2 separate regions of the Mus musculus genome follow, and region 2 is linked to region 1. A link is a loop called in an ENCODE intact Hi-C map of the cell type or tissue named here. Cell type or tissue: left cerebral cortex. All regions are shown on one strand. Links, peaks and the distances in the headings refer to the core of each region. The heading gives the core; the rest is flanking DNA. Region 1 holds the start of Ldb2 (LIM domain binding 2). Region 2 overlaps D5Ertd615e (DNA segment, Chr 5, ERATO Doi 615, expressed).

Region 1 (11,131 bases), core at 3,132-11,131:
CCCTCCACTTCCACTCCTTTAGCTCCTTCTTTCATTCATGATCAGTTAGAGATACACCTTTTTACTGTTTCTTCCTCTTTCCAGTTTCTTGTCATATTTGATGTCAGGTATGTTCATTTGCATGGCATCTCTTCATCTTGCTGTGATATTTCTGTCCTTCCGCTTTGTCCCTCTGAAAGATCCTTAAGAAGGAGGTATCTCCATTCTGAATCCGTCCTTGGCTTATGTGGTTGAATGGATTCCTAGTCGTTCTCATTTGTAAATCTGGAGACGCCTTTCAAGCTTTCTGTCCCACCTCTACAGCCATCCATTAACCATCCCAGCCTCTTCTCTGAACTCCGTGTTATCAATTTACCTTCATTTTTGAGATCGGTTTATTCCTGTAGTCTCTTATAAAGTATTAATGATTATGACCATACAGTGACTGCCAGACACTATTGTGATCAACTTATGTTCATTAGCTTTTGCCATCTTTATAAGAAAGATAGGATTGCTATTGGTACCCACTTTACAAACAAAAACACTGAAGCAAAGAGAAATTAGGTTTCATGGCCACATGACAGAATGTAGATGTCACAATTCAAGGCCGTCTGGTAAAGCTCAGATGTTTGTCCTTGAGAACTGAATTTCTGCTTGCTTTTCCACGGTAAAGACTTCAGAGTTGAAGAATAATATTTCCACCATCCCCTGGTCCATATGCTGGCTATATGTTTAGTAACTTAAAAGCAGAGATTATAAGTCTTTCTCTTCCAGCACATCATGGCTGCACCTTGCACTTGCCCACTAGCCAAATGTGTGTTTAACGAAAGGCAGGCTGATAAGATAAGGCTTGGGTACTGGAGGAAGGACAGAGAGGGAGCCCTGAGTAGTGGTTGGGAAAAGTAGCTTTCTGAAGTAAATGAATCTGAGTAGAAGAAACTGGCAAGGATGCCAATGAACTGAGAAAGGGGACCAGCCAAGGTCAAAGATAAGACCTTGACTGGCAAAAAGCCTTGAGAAGTGGAAGAGAGGGGAGATCCAGCTGACTTAAAGTCAGGGTGGGGCCAATAGCTGCCAGATGCTGGTTTTCCAAGGGAAGATAAAGATGAGAACTGGGATTGGTGAAATCCTTTCTGTTTGAAGTCACAAGGAGGTATTTTAGTGGAAGATGAAGCAAGCATTCTGTGCAACAAGTGTACAGAAATTTGTTTTAACTTAGGTTCTGAGCTGAAGCAGCAGGGTGGTTGCTTAGGGTACCTAGAGTATCTGGGGGAGAATGTTTAGAACGTTGTCAATGTTCAAAATGCAAAATAATAAGTAAATAAGCATGGCTCAGTTGTCGGGGCCATAGAAGTGTCCCCAGGCTTTCTCCTTGCTCATGCTTTGACAGTATACCGACCCACCATGTTGAATTTTCCTATTTGTATCGAAGGGCTGATGAGCACTTGATTTCCTTTCCTTGTGGGCCAGAGGGGGAAGACTGAAAGCTGATCTCTGGAGCAGCAGGGAAAGAAGGCAGGACAGATGCAAGCAGAAAGCTGATGCTGCAAAGTGGGCATTCAGCAGGGGATGGAGACTGTTGACAATGAGGCTGCTGGGAAAGGCTAGACCAGGCTTCTAGAGAAAAATCTAGAATGAGAAGGGGGGACTGCAGAGTATGAGAATGTACAAGATGAAAAATAAAATTCAGGCCAAGAGCCTCCTTGCCGCTCTACGTCTGTCCCCATTTCAATAGTCCATACTCCTTAAGTACCTCAATGGCCACTGGGTGCTCTCAGACTGAGGAGATGCTGAAGATCAGCTTGACAAAGGGTATGCGAACCTTGTCTCTAATACTTCCTCACTGCATGTCCTTGTAGAGTCTCCTGCAGCCTCAATTTCTATATCTGTAATATGGGGATAGTAATTAAATCAGCCCCGTAGATCTATTGTGAAAATAACTGACAATACTTGTACTCTGAGTTCAGTCTTCAACAGAGAATCTGGCTGTAGTAAGCCCTAACCACAGGCAGCAAGTACTACTTTCCATGTGGAAGTTCTCAAAGGAAAGTACATAGAAAGTGCACAGCTGACCCAAAGGGGGAATTATTCTTTTATCTCTCATTTTAACTTTTCCCCATCACAGCATGCACTACAACTTGAATGATGTTTCCAGCGTTGACCAGCTCTTCTCTGAGGTGTCTTCCTTACAGTCACTAAATAGAGTAGCCTTTCTATTGTGTCAGCTTTGACCTGCCTGTCCTCTAAAACTCCTAAGCTAAAAACAGGTACCCAGTAACCATATATCCCAATAACCATAACTTCGCTTGGGAACATAGGTGAGAGGGTCCTTATAAACTCCACACTATCATTGTCCCCACAGCAGGAGTGATATGTGAGGTAGGTCTTGGAGACATCTCTACCCAGTGTGGAAGACAGCTAAATTAAGTAATGATGAATTTAAAAAGGTTAGTTTATGGGGCAGTGAGTTGGCAAAGGTACTGGCCTCAGAAACCTTGAGCTACAGTCTTTTGCTCTCTAGATTCCATGTAAATGTGGAAGGAGAGAATCAACTCCACAAAGTTGTCCTCAGATTTCCATATGCACCTCCTTCCAACATATAGGAACAGTAAATAAAACTTAAATGGTTAATGCAAAAGACAATAATTTAGCTGAGTAGAATGATGAATGGGTATTCATAGGTAAAGAAGGGACAAAAACATTAATGTGTGACACATGAAGGAAAGATTATTTCCTTGCAAAGGAAAGATAAAAGATTGCAAATAGATGAATGACGAATGAATGAATGAATGAATGAATGAATGATCAAGAAACCAAGATCTTCTTAAGCCTCAAGTGCCCTTGTAGCATTAATGTAGAGAACTCAGACATTTTTCTATGGGTAATGTGTTTTTTTGCTAAAAGCAAAAGCATAGAATATGGTCAGTTTCTGTTTTCTATGCTGAACATTCTGATTGGAGAAAGGATAATTGCAAGCAATAAGATGACTGTAAATCTGTGAGCAGAAAGCCAGTTTGGAGCCTCTTGAAAGTACAAAGATGCAATTTCATGGAAGAGGAGCAAGCCTTGAAAAGTTGCATGCGAAAGTTTTAGGGACAAACAGCAAATATTTGCAGAAGTAACTTGGAGTGCTTTGCAAGAACAACCCAGGGTAAAGCTTGCCTAAATCGGAGCACAGCTCTCCCTTTGTGGGGTTTGACCATTCCTGGGCTGCACACAGCTGCCTGGGCACTCCTTTGACTCTAGCACTGCCATGAAGAGGTAAATACAAACTCAGGCAGGCATTGAGCTCAGAAATGTCTTTACTTGGGGAGTTTGTGCACAAGGAATTGTTGGCTTTTGCAATGGCCGCCATACTGAAACATAAATCACAAGGAATTTGTTTGAAATCTCGTCTTTAGGAGGTTGTGTGTTTTGACAAACCTTGCAGCAAATTTGGCCCAGCTTTTAGATTTGTAATGAAACCTGAAACCCAGCATGCTGGCCTGCCTTAGGGTCCCCAGACACATGTTCTCAGCAGCCTAGAAGTAATAGCTCCTCTAATCCCATCCTGGCAAGTGACATGACTGTGTTAGGCTGCACCGCTGGAAGTTTGGGGTGGATGTTTCTTGCAGGTGGGAGACAAGAGTGATCAAGACAGCAATTTGGGGACAATTTTACTCCTGAATGTAAACCACAGATCTAACAGCACCTATTATTCCTCTGTTGGCTAGTGACTCTAAAATACCCCAAGCCATGACTGGGGCAGAAAGTTAATTAATCTGCTTATTAAAAAGAAGAAATGTCTCATTTGCATGCATTTGCATCCAGGTCTTACATTCCATCTTGTTTTTCTGTGGTCCCTTCCCCCTTCCCCCTTAAAGCCGCTGACTTAGCTAGGTGTGAACTCCTGCACTGAATTTTCTGGGGCTTGGCTTTGTTTAAGTGTCCTGTATATGAGTAAGTGTGGGGCCAATTGGATCTTTCCTAGATTCCCTAATTCTTTGTGGCAACTCTGCCCCCCTCCCCAGGGCTATTTGGGGTTTCTTCTAGTTGTCATGCACCACAATTAAGATTTATAGACTTGGCCACTCTGGGAAGGAAGCAAAGACCTTGTCCCCATCAGAGTTGGGCTTGTTACTTGGGGGGGCAATAAATTCAATTATCTGCAATTTCTTACTCAACTGAATTTTCCATGGACATTTCTATGGGATGCTTTTTCCTTTGCGTTTCATATCTTCCTGAGCAGTCTGCTTTTTGGATCCTTTTCTTGTCTTAGAAATACCTCTTAGAAATAAAAGCCCATTGCCTCTTGGATGGATTTTTAGATGGTTCCACATTCAGGTCTGGGTGATACTGTTTTTACCTGAGACTGTACAGGTAATCTAAATGTAGGCCCCCTAAAACCATCGTCAAAAGCAGGACAACCCCCTTTTGGGAGGTTAGGAAGGGGGCTGGGAATAGGAGTAGTTTGGAAGTCAGGGGGGAGGGGAATGCTAAGATACAGCTCAGCTTCCTATCCGAAGTACAGCAGGTACAGCCAAAACTCTGTTGGGAGATGAGAGCCCGGAGGAATCTTCCAGAGGGAGTGAATCACCAACCCCAAATCAGAGGGACCAGAGTGCCAGTGTTGTTGTGTTTGGGAGTCATCCCATTTCTGATACATTACAACAGTGTGGCTGTCAGGGGCGAGAGGCTTAGGCAGTGGGTGAACCCACCTCTCTGCTAACAAGCTTAGCAATGGGGGGGGGGGGGGGACTAAAACTCAGCCTTAGACTTCTTGTCAGACTAGGAGGAGAATTATATTTTTGAACTAGTCTACAGTGTGGACAGGAAATGACCCCTTCACCAACTGCTTCTTTAAAAACAAGCAGTTGGAGCCTCTAGCTATCCAGCTCTCTCTCTCTCTCTCTCTCTCTCTCTCTCTCTCTCTCTCTCTCTCTCTCTCTCTCTCTCAACTCACTCTCCCCCTTCTCCCTCCCTCCTTCTTCCCTCCCTTCCTCCCTCCCAACCTCCAACCTCCGCTCTCTCCCTCTCAGAGCTCCAGTGCTCCCTCCCCTCCCGCGCTCCCTCCCTCCCTCTCCCTCCTCGTTCCCTCTCCTCTCTCGCTATAGAGGGCTCCCACAGCACTTCCCAGCCAGTGTGCTCAGCCTGCCTGCCTGCCTGCCTCTGTGTGTGTCTGTGTGTGTGTGAGCGTGTGTGCGTGCGTCTACTTTGTACTGTGAAGAACACAGCCCATGTGCTCTGCATGGACGTTCCTGATACTCTATTAAGCTTGATTTTCGACAAGCAGGCAAGATGTCCAGCACACCACATGACCCCTTCTATTCTTCTCCTTTCGGCCCATTTTATAGGAGACATACACCATACATGGTACAGCCAGAGTACCGAATCTATGAGATGAACAAGAGACTGCAGTCTCGTACAGAGGTAAGTTCTTCAACCTTGGCGTGTGTTTGTGGATTTTTTAAAAAAAAACTGTGCATGGGCTTTTCCTGGGGTTCTTAGCTGAATTCTGTGGGAAGTGTCCCACCAGCTACTATCACGTAGGTGGATATAAGCACAGCTGGGTGAACCCTCGAGTTTGAATGCTGGGTTTCCAGCGACAGTAACTCTTGGAGCTGGGGACAGTTTCTGCCGGAATCTTAGTATCTGGAAAGAGACAAGCCACTTGGTTCACATGCCGAGTCTCTAGAAATTCAGGTTTCCCAGAACTCTGATGTTTACAGGCTTAGAGATGGTCGTGTTTGTTGAGATATAGACTGCAAGAGATTTTGTGGATGTTTGCGTCTGTGTTGTGTGTGTAATATCATGTATACATATATTCATATATTTACAAGTTCCAGAGGAAGTCTGGTTTGACCTGAACTTACTTTTTCAAAGTGACTAAAATTGAGGTAAAAGGGACAAGAGAGCAGCCTTGTGTACTTTTCAGAACTCCCTGGAGGTGGGCTCAGGGAAGACACACACGTTTGCCTGTGTTAAATTCAGAGACAGGTTGACTGAGGAAGTGGGGTCCTCTTGTCTCTCTGGTGGTTGTGCCTCCCAAGGCTCTACCTTGGGACAGGAGTTAGCTCCCCATTCAAGCCAGAAGCAGTTGAGTGCATTTGGGATCTCCAGAGAGAGGGAGGCTGAGCCTCTCAGGCAGTGAGCCAGTCCAGGGACTTCTTCAGAACTTTCTAAATGCAAAACTCCAGACTCCTCTTTCACAATTTAAATATTTAATTTTTCTCTGGGCTGCCCGAGTGGCAAAGCACTCTGCTGCCGGGTGCTCATCTGCCTGTAAGGTGGGACTTGGTGTTGAAGTGTTTATTGTAGGTGTGTCTAAGTCTCTTGAAGAAATAGAAGTCTCTGGGAATTGAGTTTTCGCTGCATAGTACAAATGCTCATAGGAGTCATGCCACAGGGGTGTTGGGGGAATAGCGTTGGTAGGTAGTTAGATTGAAGATTGGCTTTTAACTCTGAGAAAGGATTTGATTAAGTTTGCATGATAAAATAAAACACACTTGCTTTGAATTGTCTGCTGAGCCATAGAGAATTCCTGATGTTTAATGTATTGAATAGGGCTAACAAGATGATGTGACCTGTTTTCTGATTGGCTAACTGCTGGACAAGATCTTGTGGGGTTTTGTTTTTGTTTTTGTGTGTTAGTGTGTGTGTTTTAAAGCCTGGCTCTCTTTATCACTGCTATTTTCTTTATATGTTAATGCACCATGGATGTTAAATATAATTGCTGGCACGTCGCCTCTTTCTAGAAGCCAGAAGCTCCTGTAGAGTGTAAACTCTGGTGTTTAGAGTGCTGAGTTCTTGGCAGTAAATAGGATTGTGTGTGTGTGTGTGTGTGTGTTTGTGTGTGTGCATATGCCTGTGGTGTGTGTTGCTTTATATGTGTGTTCTAGCTTGTATCTTCTATTACAATCTTTGTAAGAGTGTGTTGGAATGAATCTTCAGTCCCTGTCTAAGCTATCAGTGGCAGAGGCTGCTTTCAGAACTGGGAAGACTGGGAAGGTTTTAGAGTTGAGGCACCCAGTAATAGTAATAAAATGTTGAACAGAAAAAGGAACCGTCAGAAGGAATCAATAAAATGTTAAAAATTATACAATTAAAAAATCTCTTTGCTAAGTATAATTATTTCTCAATAATAATAATAATAATAATAATAATAATAATAATAATAATAATAGAGACCATAGACTGCAATAGATTAATTCTTGAACACAGGATTGAAAGACAACTTGTATCCTGCTTGCTTGGTAGAAAGTTGTTGAGGTTTTGTGGATGGTGTCTTCCCATCCTCCTGCTGGTTGAAGCAGGGTAGCTATTCTTGGGTTCTGGGTGCCTCTCAACCCTTCCACAACCCTGGGCAGCTAGCTTTGAGCTGGGAGACTTCCCATCCATCCTGGTCTCCATACAAATCCCTAAGATGGAATAGATTACCCACTGGTTCGTGTTTGAGATGTTTGGAAAGTGACCCATTAGGAGTATGCTTTTCCAAAATGACACATTAATCTTTCTTGAGAGCTAAACCCAAGAACTTCTAACTTTTAGAAGATTGCAGGCTAGCTCTGACTGCAGGATTTCACTCTGACCATAGCTGAAGAACCAGGAGAGGCAAGCTTGCTTTGACAAATCTTTGAGTTTTTAATTCGTCCTGACATCAAAGTACTGTGAGCTATTTTTCAGTGTGTTCTGGAACAACCTCCACACATGTACCCTCTTATTAAGTCTTTCAAAAGTAATTATATACATAATTATATCGACACCTTTGTCTCAACACAAGAAATATATTTTCATAACATGTGAAAAAAGGACAGTAATCATTAATTGCTCCTACTGTATGTATAGATTCACATTAAATATTTAAATTTGATAGTAATGTGTACTTAGAGGAGAAACAATAACTTTGCACAAAAAAGTTACAGGTAGCTTTACAAGTGGTGCCTTTAAAAAAATAATAATGCAACCTGAGTAGAAGCTGGTTACAGTCACCATATACTGCAAAACTGACATCTGTTCACATATAACATTGAATAGATTGTCGAGCCATCACCTTTACTACTTAGTCAATCCCTACAATCATAAGCATTCTCTCACAGTGTCTTTTTCTTCTCCCTCTTCTGTGCACCATATACTATTATTTTATCACCTCCTGATTCTCTCTCTCTCTCTCTCTCTCTCTCTCTCTCTCTGTCTGTCTGTCTGTCTGTCTTAACTTTGCATTCTCTTTGGAACACTTACTCAGCTAAGAAGAAATTAGAAGTAATTCTAAAGACCTCTCTCTTTAAAAAACAAAAGGTAATAAACTAGTGCAGAGCTATGACGTCCCTCACTGCCCTTGTATGATTGACCCCTAGGATATTCACACATGGTCATTTCTTTCGGTTAAATCAGTGTCCTTTAGATACTGGGTTGTGTCGGCTTAAGGAGCACTGGGTTGGGAGTTAATGCTATTCCTAGCTGGGTCCTGTCACTAAGTAGTGAGTGTGGAGTCTGGATCTCCTCACCTGCCAATCACCCACCATATCCCTTGAATTTGAAAACTCAACATGGTTTGCCTTAATATGAGAAAGTATTCCATGGGTTGTATTTAGTTCAAACTTACACATGGTAGTGAAAGAATCAGCCATTTCTGTCGAAAACTGGAAAACCTGCGTCCTGGCGTGCTTGGCCCAGCTGGCGCCAGGATAGCAAACCATTCCTGGACTAAGTAGATTTTCAATTAACATTTAAACCTAGGTTTCCTGGAGTGGAAAGGGGGTGGCAGAGGTAGAGAGGACTCCAGAACCCCTTGCTATTGAAATCCCAATAGCAGCTCTGCATCTGTGAGGGGGCCTGGTACCCCCCATGGAGCTAAAGTTGCTATGGGGCTTCTGCCTCTGAAAACTCTCACCTCACTGCGCCCACATTTATTTTATTATCATGAGGCCTATCAGCTCTCTGATCTTTGTGGGAAAACAAGAGTTTAAGAGCTAGTGACCTAACCTCGTTGGAAAGGAATATGAGCCCACTTAAAAGTAAAAAACTAATATTCAAATCTATTTTAAACGTGGATGACCGTTCTAGGAAGTAAAATCTCTTCACAACATTAACACCTTAGTAGATTTCGGTAAATGTGTGAAATCCCCACCCCCACCCCACCCCCACCCCACCCCCACCCTACACCCACCAGCTCTCACTTTAAAATAAAACTAAGAGAAACTTTGAGATGTGTCACAGTTGGGCAGTAGAGAAAAATGTTACATTTTCCATTTAGCATGCTACCATAAATTGACACCCCCCCCCCATGTCTTCCAAAATCCATTTATTTGAATGGTTACACTGTGCAAATTTCTTTTGAGAGAACACGGCTACACAGTTTCAACTCTGCAGTTATATAGTTTAATTTAACATGGCACAAAGATTCCAATCAGATTGGACATAAAAATATCTTCTAAAGACTTCAGGATTTGGTCTGTAAAAAGCCACAACAAAACAAAACCAGCCGATTTTTGTTTGTTTGTTTGTTTGTTTGTTTTTAAAAATCCTGAGGTGTGCACTGTGAAAGAAAAATATGTGTGCTGTCTGAGTGTCCTGATGAATATGAATTTGAGAGTGACTAATGTTGGATTATTGTAGAACTTAAGCCAGTTCATCAAACTGACTTACACAATTCTTTGTTAGATAAACTGTAGATAAGTTCTCAGGGTCATATTTTTTAAAGCCAATGACCAAGAATGCTTCCATTTCAAAGAAGATGTTTTGAACTAACCCCCCCTTTGTTACTGCACTAATTTTAATAAAATTACATAAAACAGCAGTAACCTGCCGTGTCCTTACGTTTTGAATTTTTCTTCTTTTATCAACAGTATGTGAATGAGAAAACTGTGACTACTATAGAAAGCAGTTCACAGGAGGGTTTTAGTCTAATTATAGTCTTCAGTTTTATACCATAAAATAGGAAGGTTTCAAAATGTTTGAAGACCTTAAAATTCAAATCGACTTTTTTTCCCCTTCCTCAGCTTAACTCTAAACCGCCCTAGGGATGGGCGAGAGAGGGTGTGTGTGCCTTGCCCTCTTTTTCTCTGTCTGCCCGGGTTCCAGCTTGGAGCATAGTGTTTATTCACGGAGAAGCTCGGAACCCTTCATGGTTCCCATGGACCACAGACCCGAGTCGGTTAGCTACTTTGGATATGTAGAAAAGAAGGAAACGTTTTGTAATACTTAGGTGTTCTCTCCCCCTAGGAATTCAGAAGGAAAACTTGCCAGTACCCTGAGCTACATTATATGAAAGAGTTTTCAATGTTCAGTTAAAAAGTGGACTCTCTATGGCTTTCTGAAGGGGGTTGGGGAAGAGTGAGGAAGGGGCAGGTATTAGCAAGAGCAGCTATTTTGAAAATGTTAAATAAAACCAACAGTGAAGCTTTTAAAATGGGAACTTCCAAACTCCTTGTTTTTCAAGCTGCCTTCATGGCTTCAGAAAACAAAGTACAGGGCTTGGGAACACAGTTCTCTTCTCCTGAGGTTCCCCCACCCCACCCCATTTTCTTACTATGGGAACTGTTTTTAATTAAAAATTGCTGCAAACTAACTACTCGTAGGAAGCCAAGAAGAAGAAGAAAAAGAAAAAGAAGAAGAAAAATATCTTTCAACTCCCAAGCATCACAGATTCTTATCAGGTGAAATCAACACACGTGACGAAGTAGGATTTAAGTATGATGCAGATTTTTGAGCATTTAATGTTTTGTTTGTGTTTCCGAAAGAAATCGATTTAAATTGTGTGGAGAGTGCTGCCCTGAGTCTCCTCTCATTGCAACCATTAACTTATTTTTTTTTTTTTCACAAGGAGAGCCGAGCACCTCTTTAGGGGAGTAAGCAAACAAAATATAAAACAAACAGCTGTAAACATCCCCTTTGTAAGTGGTGAAGGGGCTGCACTCACAAACTTTTAAATGTAAATTGAGCTGGTAGGCTTCAAAATACTAAGTGATCAAAGTACCATCTTTTCAAAATATCAAAATGCACAGTGTTTAGGAAATGTTTAACTGCTCTCCAAGCTATGTCTCCCTACTATATTGTGGCTATGACACAGGTTTTTTACTTGTTTGTTTTGTTTTGTATTGTTTCATTTATTTGAGTCTACAGTTATTATTTTTTTGATGTAGATTCTGCCAGCATCCATCAAAACACAAGCAAG
Region 2 (11,833 bases), core at 1,635-9,634, 330 kb before region 1:
ATTTTTAATATATGTTCTATTCCTGTGTACCTAATTAATCCTAAACTCCTTGGCATATGGGAAACCAGAAAAACCTCCACTTTCATAGAAAAGAATAACTTCAAACACGTTTTTTTGTTTTTTGTTTGTTTTTTGTTTTTGTTTTTGATTACAGTGACATAGTTGCTTGTTCATTCGACAAGGACTTAAAACAGCTAATGTGAAAGTTGACAGCAGATGCTGGGAACATGACCGAAAGGATAGTTTTCAGCAGAAAGCTAAGAAGAAATAACGGCAGAATTTACAACTGTAAAGTCAATGACAAAAAGAAAATAGCCGACTGACTGGGCTCTATGGAAGGATGGGCGTGCCAGAGAAGGCTTCAGAGAGCTTGAAGACAGATGGGTAGCAATTGTCCATTGTGAACAATTCGTGATGGGGTGGAGTGCTAAAAGGTGTCTTTGAGCTCAAGAAGAGTGTGAAGCTAAAACAGTTGGACTGAGAATTTTCTCATTTTGACAAAGAAATCAATCTATAGAGTTAAGAAATGTAGGAAATACCAAGCAGCACAAAATAAAAGACAACTATGCTAAAAAAAAAAAATCGCAATAACATTGATGAAAACAGAGAGGAACAAAATGTGAAAGAAACCAGACAAAAATGGATGCCTTACTTAGAGAAGAATTATCCAAGTGAAACAAGTTCTCATTAACAACTGTGAAGTCCAGGAGTCAGTGACACAGCAGTTTTAAAGTGTGTTTAAAAATTCAGGTGACAGCAGATGCTGGCGTGGATGTGGAGAAAGAGGAACACTCCTCCATTGTTGGTGGGATTGCAGGCTTGTACAACCACTATGGAAATCAGTCTGGCGGTTCCTCAGAAAACTGGATATAGTACTACCGGAGGATCCAGCAATACCTCTCCTGGGCATATATCCAGAAGATGCCCCAACTGGTAAGAAGGACACATGCTCCACTATGTTCATAGCAGCCTTATTTATAATAGCCAGAAGCTGGAAGGAACCCAGATGCCCCTCAACAGAGGAATGGATACAGAAAATGTGGTACATCTACACAATGGAGTACTACTCAGCTATTAAAAAGAATGAATTTATGAAATTCCTAGGCAAATGGATGGACCTGGAGGGCATCATCCTGAGTGAGGTAACACATTCACAAAGGAACTCACACAATATGTACTCACTGATAAGTGGATATTAGCCCAAAACCTAAGATACCCAAGATATAAGATACAATTTCCTAAACACATGAAACTCAAGAAAAATGAAGACTGAAGTGTGAACACTATGCCCCTCCTTAGAAGTGGGAACAAAACACCCTTGGAAGGAGTTACAGAGACAAAGTTTGGAGCTGAGATAAAAGGATGGACCATGTAGACACTAGCATATCCGGGGATCCATCCCATAATCAGCTTCCAAATGCTGACACCATTGCATACACTAGCAAGATTATGCTGAAAGGACCCTGATATAGCTGTCTCTTGTCAGAGTATGCCTGGGCCTAGCAAACATAGAAGTGGATGCTCACAGTAGGCTATTGGATGGATCGCATGGCCCCCAATGAAGGAGCTAGAGAAAGTACCAAAGAAGCTAAAGGGATCTGCAACCCTATAGGTGGAACAACATTATGAACTAACCAGTACCCCGGAGCTCTTGACTCTAGCTGCATATGCATCAAAAGATGGCCTAGTCGGCCATCACTGGAAAGAGAGGCCCATTGGACACGCAAACTTTATATGCCCCAGTACAGGGGAACGCCAGGGCCATAAAAGGGGAGTGGGTGGGTAGGGGAGAGGGGGTGGGTGGCTATGGGGGACTTTTGGTATAGCATTGCAAATGTAAATGAGCGAAATACCTAATAAAAAATGGAAAAAAAAAGTATTTAAAAAAAAAAAAGAAAAAGAAAAAGAAAAAAAAAAGAATAGGAAGAAGTTCTAAATGGAGTACAAATATTCTTCAACATGAAAGATGCCCTGAGCTCCTGGTTATGGGAGAGAATTTACTCCCTGCTCCTGTTAGGAATTGCTAATGAGACGTCTTTAGACAAAAGGAAAGTTATGCTAGAGGGAGAGTTGGAACAGTGAGGGTGAGGGGAGGATAAAGGCTGTGTGATAGCATAGCCTTTCCTCCTGGCCTACTGGGATTATCTGCTGAGTTAAAGCAAGAAGAGAGTAACTCTTTGATAAAACAATGTCAGGAGGTACAATTTGTAATAAACCAGCAGCAGCCTACAATGGAGACCATAGGCCATAGGATGCCCAGACAACATATTGTTCCATGTGTTTCTGTGGGGGTGTTTATTGGATGAGAGAGCTGGTTGAGGAAAGCAGGATGCAGAGTGGGCCTCATTTCATTGGTTGATAGCTTGAATAGAACACAGGTTTGGTCATCTCCAGAGGAAGAGGATCTTGGTACCAGATAATCTTTAGACCAGAACATCTGATCTTTTTCCATGATGTCCTTCAGATGTTGCATAGGATTCTTCTAGTGCTGCAGTAGGCACTTTAGACTAGAACTGAGATACTCTGCAGAGTTGCATTAGTAAGTCTTAATATTAACATTAAGTAACACCTATGTGTCCTCTCTCTCTCTCTCTCTCTCTCTCTCTCTCTCTCTCTCTCTCTCTCTCTCTCTCTCTTTCTCTCTCTCTCTCCTTCTGTGGGGGGGTGTGAGAGTGCATGTGTGTATGTGTTTCTGTCTGTCTGTCTAGACAGTCTGTCTGTCTGTCTACACATCCTGTTGGCTGTGATTTTCTGTAGAATTCTGAGTTGACACTAATATATAGGAGAAGAAGCACAGGATTATTTATGTCAATTGCTACATAAAAAACTATTGACAAAGTTTAATACTCATTTAGGCAAAAACTGTCAGCACTGCCTACAGAAAAGCAACTAGTGACATGATTGGTAGTGGTGAGGATTAAATGCTTTGCCTCTCAAGTGTGGATCAGTTATGAAAGTATACACTAATCAATACTGAGCGTGTTCAGTGTCAGATTTTTAAAGACCTAACCAGTGCAAAAAGGCAAGAAAAATGCATTGCCAAAATAGACCAGGAAGGAAGAAACAAAACTTTTCTTATTTGGATATGACATAATTTTCTACATAGACTACACTATAAAGAATATACAAAAGTGCTCTTAAAATTAATAAGTGAAGTCCACAAGAGTGCTTATACAGAAACAGAAACATAAAGTCAATCTCCTCGCTATGTCCCAACAAAGAAAATTTAAAAAAATTAAAAATAATGCCATTTAAAATCAATGTAAAGAAAATAATATACTTAGAAGACAGAGGCAGGAGAATTAGAGGTTCAAAGCCAGCCTCAGCTACACAGCACAGTAGAGGCTAACCTGAGATAAAGGAGACCCTCTCTCTAAAGAAATAGCTGATGAGTTATGAGAAACCTATTTGTATTTTAAATAATTAAAATTAAAGAACAACCTGAGGGCTAAGGGATAACTATATATTTAATACCATTTGCTATTGTATTTGTTTATATGTAAAATTTTATCTAAAACAAACTAAATTTAAGATTAAAATAACAAATCAGCTCAAAATGACTATGAAACCATACTCAGGAACTTTTGTCCAGCCCCTTCTCTGAATAAAAGCAGGAAAGAAACATACAAAAAAGAATTCCAAAACAAGATGTGGAAGTCAGGAATAGTGATTTCAGGAGTTTTGCAGCACCCCTCCCCAAACGGTATCAAATCTGAGATTAATAATATTATATGGCCTAAAACATGAGCTAATACTATATCACCTAAAAACTAAATTATATATTATATAACTCTATATCTGACCATGGGATAAAGCCATGGGAAGCTGGTCAGAGCACTATACTGAAGGCTACTCAGTGCTTTGAGACTATAGTATTTGCCCCTGGCCTAACCTTCTAACAAGTCATCTCTTATGTGAGAGAGTATGATGCACCTGTGTTTTCATAGCTTGTGCTATAAAGTTTGGGATAGGAGCAAGATCAAACCTGAGATAAGGAGAGTCTTCATAATGCCAAGTAGCCAGAGCATCTGAAATCCAAAGCACTAAATTAAGGCATGGATCTCTCTTATGGGAGCTCTATAATTATAGTACATGATTGCATGCTGGGAATATCTTTCATCCTCTCAAAGGACCGCCTACCTTCTCCATTAGACAAAATTGTTAGTCTTTCAAATCAGTTCCCACTTTTCTACCCTTGAACCTATGATGATAGATTCCAACTCTTGAGTTATCTTGAGTTATCATTGAGCCCTTAGGGAATCTCTCTCTCTCTCTCTCTCTTCTCTCTCTCTCTCTCTCTCTCTCTCTCTCTCTCTCTCTCTCTCTCTCACACACACACACACACACACACACACACACACACACACACACACACACACACACACAATCCCTGGCAAAAAGCAGCCAGCAATCCCCATGTCATAGTCTAGTCTACCTTACAGTTGCTTTGACTTGATTGATTAGTTTATCATAAAACTATCTCAAAGTCTCCCCACGTGTGCTAAATGCAGACAAGTTGTTACATAATGAAACATTTATGACCTTGCGTCTGATTTCAAATAGTCCTGTTCCCTCCTGATTCCCCACCACCATCACATTTTCTGCCATGTTTCCTGTCTGTGCTCTGCTCGCCTGAGCTCCCATGGTGCCATTCATTAAGCTGTACTTTCAACACCCATTGGTTTCTGTAGTCTGCATCTCCAACTTCTCTAAATTCCTCCCACAAACTGATTCCAAAGTTCTGTACTCCATGGTCAGGTAGTCACAGAAACAGCAGAATTCTCAGTACCAATTTTCTGTGTTGGCTCCAGTGCTTCTGGGTCTGAGTGAGGCAGTACATCACAGCAATGAGGCTTGGTAGAAGGGGCTCCTTACTGCCCAACAACCAGGAAATAGAAGTATTTATATGTAGTATTTTCCCCTTTATCAAACTCTTGGTCACCCAGAGAGATAGAGTTTTACAGAAAACATAAGGAAATAAATAAACAAATAGATACATACTGATATTATTTTCCTTTTCAGTGATTAACTTTTGGACTAAATGGCCTTTGCCCTAGTTGCTTCCAATGACTTCAACAAAATGTTTTGTTCACACAATTTTGTTTTGTTTTCAGATACCATTGTGAACTGATAGTTTTGAATATACAGATGTGTTTCAATCCATTGCATTTAATTCTCTTACTCAAGTTCACATTATCCCTTATTTGGCTGGGAAGCACCTCTTTAAGTGCCTCCTACCCTGGGGCTTATCTATTACATTTCTGTCCCAGAGTAGGAGTGGGCTACTGCTTCTGGAATCCTGGATTCCTGTTAGTGGAAATAGTAATTAGATGCCTTAGTGTGCAGTGTTGTTTTACAAAGATGTTTATATATTTAGAATATCCATTCTTTAAGTTTTGGTACGACTTAAAATTCTTCCTGGTTTGTCATTTGGCTCTGAGGTCTCTAATGATTTTGTTCCATACACATTTTTTTTTCTGTGTCGACTTTTAGATTAATTTTACTACTTCTTTAAAACTCAATTTCTGGGTCTAGACAGATGGCGCAGCTACTAAGAATGTGTACTGTAGAGGACCAGAGGTTGGTTCTCACGCTGTATGACTCATACCCACCTACAACTCACATGAGATCTGGGGGCGGGGAGGGTTCTCATGCTCTCATCTGGCCTCCGTACACTCTGCACTCACATTCATATATACAGAGGCTAACAAAGTTAAAAATCACTTTTAAAACTCACTTTCGAGATTTTGGCTGAAGTGGATCAATGATTAAGAAGACATCCTGAGAAGCCTGTGTGACGTAGGCAGACGTGCCACCCAAACTGCCATTCATGCTTAAGGAATGACATTTTTCTTAAATGACAAAGCCATCTGGGAGTTGAGCGGGGTGTTTCTGGAGAAGGTTTTCCTTGAGCCCTATGGGAGTAGGCATCTTTTCTTCTCCCAGGTGCTATTTACCTGAAGGTGACACTGAGAAAATGTCACTGTCATGTTAAAAAAACAAAAGGACTGAGTGGCATGCTGAGGCCAGCCGAACCAGCTAGGTGACCTGGTGCCTTGACGAGACAGTGAAAGTGCCTACCTTTCCAACTTGGGAAGAAACTGTGTCCATTTCTTAGAGGTGTGAGATGGAAAACGCCCTCATCTCACAAACCGCTGCTGTCCCTTGTTGAAAATATGTCAATTGACACATTAACTCCTCACAGGAGAGGTTGAAAATAACATGCAGATGAGCAGAGGAACCAGCTGAACACATACTTAGGCCTAAATAATTGTTATTAATGAAGCTAAAATTAGATGGAAATAATTTTCAAAGCACAAGAAGCATAGTGTTTAAGAAAAAAAAAAAAGAAAAAAAAGAAAAGGAAACTCTGGAAGAGGAGAAATTCCAGGTGTTGTCCAGAAAGCCAGGCAGACTTGACAGTTCAGAGAAAAAGTAAATCTCTACTGAGGACTTGGCCCATTTCGTGGGATCAATAGGGGAAGCACAGATCAGTAGTTCTCAGCCCTGGCTGAGTATCGACAGAACATGCTTCATTAAGTGCCGCCATTTGGCCCACTCTCTACCAACTGTCTGGCTGGTCCTGGTTATTGCACTCTTTCAAGTATACATTACAGTGCATTATTTCAAAACATGGTTCACAAATTTGTAAGTGATCAAAAGACTGATAATAATATTTATATCATTTTCACAGTCAGGATCAAAGATGGTGAGTGAGGCTTGGGGAGATTCTTTATTTGGGGGCAGCATGTATGTGTAGTTCTGAAATATTTAGGGTATATTTATATTAATCCAAGTAACTTTGAAATTTTGTTTAATTGAATGCATCTGGTTGACAAGGAGAGCAGTGGATGCTGATGAGGCCTTGCTCTCTTTGCCCTTCTTGGAAACACAGGAAGGTTTAGCAGGCTATAGAAGATGTCCATCCCACTTCAACTCCAGAGTCCAATTCCTTTCCTTCTAGTCTGCAATTGCCCAAGCCATTCTCTGCCTTTCGAGTGCTGCTGCAAGGACCCTGCAGCAGAATCTCTTTCATGCCAGTGGCTGCTGCTTCTCTGTTACTCAACACAAGCCAGTGGCCTTTTGGAGGGAAGCATCCTTACTTTCTCAAGGTACCTTAAGCCTTTCAGATTTAGTGACATGTCTTCCAAAGTACAATGCTCAGATCCATCCATTTGCCTCACATGAAGCTCAAGTGTTGACCGTTTTCTTTAGCTTTGAGTTTGTTACAAGATGTAGCAGATTTTGCTATATGAACAATCACCCCAAATCTGAGTGATTATGAGCAACCACCATTGGCGATTGCTCATGAGGCAAGGAACTTATTAGTTTGCAGCCTAAGAAGGGCTGATTGTAGCTGGGATCTGATTCGCTGGGATGGTCTTGGTTGACTTGATTCCATCTCTCTCTTTGATCCCTTACCTTCCAGAGGGATGATTTGGGCTTTCTCATGCCATGACCATTGTGTTGAACAAGGGAGAGGACAAGCACACAAGAGTTCTTAGGGCTTAGGCTTAGATCTAGGGTAATGTCACTCTGAGGACAAGCCACAAGGTCAGCCTGGATTCATACTTTGAAAACACAAATCTTTCCTCTTGGTGGGAAAGTCTGCAAAGTGTCATTGGAAAAGTGCATGGATACAGTTACAAATTAATGAATTAATTTGGGCAGGAGATACGACTCTTCCAGAAGCCCCTAGTTCAGTTCCCAGTACCCACATTGGGAAACTCACAACTACTTGTTACTTTGGGTCTGGGGGATCTGGCATCCACTCCTGATGTTTATGGGCACCTTGCACACACGTGACAGACACCACTTACTAGACATCCACACACATACAAATAAAGAAAAATAATTATGTTATATTATTGATTATGTGTGCATGCACGAGTGCATGTGCATATGTGCATACACTTGCATGTGTGCCTGTGTGTGTGTGTGTGTGTGTGTGTGTGTGTGTGTGTAAATCTGTGTGTATATAGATTCGACAGAGTGAATGGAGAGGTCATAGAACAACTTGCAGGAGACAGTTCTCTCGTTCTACTTGTAGGTCCTTGTGATTAATATCAGGTCCTTTATTACCTGAGCCATCATGACAGCCCATGGATACACTTCTTCAACACAAACCTTGTTTCTTTCTGGCATTTGGACAATAGTCACCATATTTGGGCTAACCACACAGGTCAACCAGTATGGGTTGCAGTTTCACAGTTTCAGGGGATTTGTTTCATATTATAATTCAGTTTCACTAGAAAAAAATATCCATTTTCTTTGCTAGGAGGTATTCTTATCCTGGTAGAGAGCTGCTACACACACACACACACACACACACACACACACACACACACACACACAGGTTGACAGGTTGTTCCCAAGGGCAGTTTAGTTTACTACAGAATTCATTTCTAGAACATGGGACTGAAGTCTGCTGTACCTACATTCAGCTACCTGCCCTAACATACTACAGATTTTGAAATACTGATTTTTCTTTAGCTTCAGCTACTTTACATGGTAGTAATAAATTTCGTTCAGCAGCAGAAAAGTTAGCCTATTGACCTTTTAAATAAATATTTATAAGTTCCATTTTCAGGAAAAGTTCTTCTCAATGTCTATTGGTTTGTATTATCTACAGCTCAATGTATTCTGCAGGTAGTTTAACATTAACATTTCCAGCAAATAATCCCCGGGTTTAACTATACATTTCTAGTGGGGCTATGAGATCATTCATGTAAATGAAGAGCCTTGACTCTATGGCAGCCCTTTCTTATTTCAGTGAAAGGAGAAACTTTCATTGGGGCAGGGTTTTCATCTCGCAAAGCTTATTGCATTACGACTGTTGCATTGCTGAAGAGTAGATGAGCATCTATTTCTGTACATTAAGATCCACATTCCATGGATGCTCGCTGCCTCCTGGAAACTAACGATGCCATTAATAGGTTGCTGCAGTGTGCGGCTCACTGTGGAAAGCGAAGGTTAGGCAGCAATCTTTAATTTGCTGGGGAACCAAACACCTTTATGCAGCTATTATTTCTGGGAGCAGCCTTTACATTCCTGACTGATCTATTTTCACAATACGATGAATGCTACAAGTTTACATGACCAGAGGCTAGAAATCACGCGTTTCTTGAAATACCTTTGGCAGGCTGACTGTAAATGTAATTCTTATTGCACTGAACTTGAAGGCTTTTTAATAATTTAAAAAAATTTACTGCATTTATATTGATTAAGAATCATTAATATGCTTATAGCAAAAATTTACTAATTTGAACACATCACGCTGGAATCTATGATTATTTGGTCATATCCTAGGTTGAAGCTCATATTTAGTGATAGCTAAATGATAGGTAAATATGCATCTAAATGGTTTGAACACAATTTCAAGGATAACATACATATCCTAAGCAAAATTACCTGCTTTTAAATGCTTAGCTATCTCTAACTAAGAACACAGCCCTCTGGTGAAGCTAGTATATTTGAATATGCAGTTTATGAAGCATTCTTACCCTCTTAATGAGGAAAGTTTTGATATGCCTGAAAAATTTAAACTGCCAAGAAAATACATATATAATTTTGAGCCATGCTGAATAATAGTTTACACGTGAGGATTAAGTTGGAGAAGAAGAGGAAGGAGGAGAGGAGGAAGAAGAAGAAGAAGAAGAAGAAGAAGAAGAAGAAGAAGAAGAAGAAGAAGAAGAAGAAGGAGAAGGAGAAGGAGAAGGAGAAGGAGAAGGAGAAGGAGAAGGAGAAGGAGAAGGAGAAGGAGAAGGAGAAGGAGAAGGAGAAGGAGAAGGAGAAGGAGAAGGAGAAGGAGAAGGAGAAGGAGAAGGAGAAGGAGAGAAGGAGGAGGAGGAGGAGGAGGAGGAGGAGGAGGAGGAGGAGAAGGAGAAGGAGAAGGAGAAGGAGAAGGAGAAGAAGAAGAAGAAGAAGAAGAAGAAGAAGAAGAAGAAGAAGAAGAAGAAGAAGAAGAAGAAGAAGAAGAAGAAGAAAAGGGGGAAGAGGAAGAAGAGGAGGAGGAAGAGGAAGAAGATGAAAGAAGAAATTTACAGTTACATTTAAGTGAATTTGTTTTGTTTAAAATAGCATAAGATCAATGAGAAAATTGATGTTGGTTTTTGGCTACTAAGCCATTAGTATGAGGGTTAGGAGAAGTAGCAGTAGACTATGGTATTATGTCCTTGATACTTTTACAAGTGGAGACCTTGTAGAGCTTACTTAAGTATGGTCCTATGACACTTTGCTTTGTGGACAAGTAGTATTCGGCATTAGGATTGGCTCATTTCAGGCAGGTCTGTATGTACCACAGCCTGAAGTTGACCTGACACTGTTCTTGAGTGGGGGCTGCTACAGATGCACCTTACATAGTCAACATGCTCCATTGCCCATCTCCTGGGCAAGCTGGTCTTTAGCAACTAAGTTCCAAGTGAATTGAATGAAACTAAGGATATGTTTGAACTTTGCAAGCCTCACATTTTTCATGTAGAAAGGAGAGGCTTAGACCTAGTCACTGCTTCCAAAATGTCATCCTTCTAGGGACCATCTGCACAGTTTTGTTATGGCCATCACCTATCAGTACCTTTACCTTACATTCTCTACAATTCCATAGACTATGGCCTAAAAAGGGAAATTAAAATTTTTCTGTTGAACAATAAGCTAGCATCATGTGTCATAGAGGAAGCCATAAAAAATAATAAAATAACACAATGCTGATCAGCCTGGCGTCTGCTGCATATCATCCAATTTAGGTCTTCTCCGTATCCATTAAAGAGGCAGTGGGCAAAGGCTACAGGGTCAGAAATATCAGCAGATCAGGAAGATTTTCACCTTGACACATGAAAGGATTAAAGAGTACTGAGATAAAAAGAAAATGTTCAAGTCATTTACTATCCACAGTCATATATAGTCGTGCGTCTCTGAAACATGCAAACCTTCTTCACCAGTAGCTGGAGTGTTGCACTTTGAGAAACACTAACAGGGTGGGCCCCTGAACACTGAGAGCCCATCATTTATCTGATTTAGAGCTCTGAAAGATGGTGGGTCCCAAGGCAATCAACACTTCCCTTTCACAGCTGGTAGGTACCAGAGTTCCCTCTCTACTTCAACCCTGCCTGCTGTTTGGAAAGCTCAGGTTCTATTAGCTGAGCCTCGCTGGGAACAGAGAGCAGCTGTTCACCATCTTCCCAGAAGTTCTGCTCTCCCGTGGAAGATTGTTAGTGAGCTACTGTTTGGTCTGTACTTTTCCATGCCAAAGTATATCAGGTCCCTTATGCACCCCTTTTCCATCTCATCTTCCAATGTCTGGGACTTTCTGATTTGCAGCAGACTGTATGTGTACCTTTGTAGCTTCGTGAACACCTTCTATGTTGACATTGGGGTGTAAAAGCTTTCTTTTAGAGGTCTGATGTCCTATATCTTTTATTCTGGAATACATTCCCCAAGAAACTCACCAAAGTAAATGGTAAGTGCTTCCGTGGGACCAGGATTTGATGTGCTATCTCCTGTTTTCATTCCCCCTCTTTTTTGTTTTGGGATTAAGGTACCAAGCAGGATATGTGAGACTGGATGCAGCTTATAGCTTAGCGCTCTTCTGAGTGTGGTTTTGCCTGGGAGCTTGCAGAAACTGCAGATGGTCCAGCTCCACTAAGATCCAGTGAGTCAGACTATTTTGGAGAGGGGCCCCAGAATCCATGTTTTAGAAATCTCCATAGGATAATGATTTAGCTGGGTTCTATATAATGTCTTAAGCAGGTTTACATATGGCTCTGTCTTTTCAGAAGACATGTTTTCACATAACTATACAACTTCCCAGCTTCTCTTCACATTCCTGTCATCTGGA

The links. A loop is a pair of places that touch in the nucleus more often than their neighbours do. Peaks named below come from ENCODE experiments on the same cell type or tissue, not always from the same donor. Only the 100,000 strongest peaks of a DNase experiment are listed, where the experiment ranks them.
Region 2: it touches region 1 in a loop (4-fold over the local background); 1 of 42 quality-filtered maps calls a loop at or near these places.

What each region holds. Positions count from the first base shown.
Region 1 is chr5:44,793,619-44,804,749 of GRCm38, reverse strand. It overlaps Ldb2 (LIM domain binding 2), which reads left to right and starts at 5,004. Exons shown (of 8, transcript NM_010698.4): 1 at 5,004-5,388. The coding sequence starts at 5,257. In left cerebral cortex, for the core only: a CTCF peak has its summit at 7,253; DNase peaks (open chromatin) are centred at 5,514, 6,000, 6,309, 6,627 and 2 more places; H3K4me3 peaks cover 3,717 bases; H3K27ac peaks cover 2,061 bases.
Region 2 is chr5:45,121,983-45,133,815 of GRCm38, reverse strand. The region is part of intron 5 of D5Ertd615e (DNA segment, Chr 5, ERATO Doi 615, expressed); the gene reads left to right. Among named protein-coding and RNA genes, the nearest start is that of Gm46912, 35 kb to the left of the region's middle. In left cerebral cortex, for the core only: no CTCF peak of the experiment used is centred there; DNase peaks (open chromatin) are centred at 4,747 and 5,610.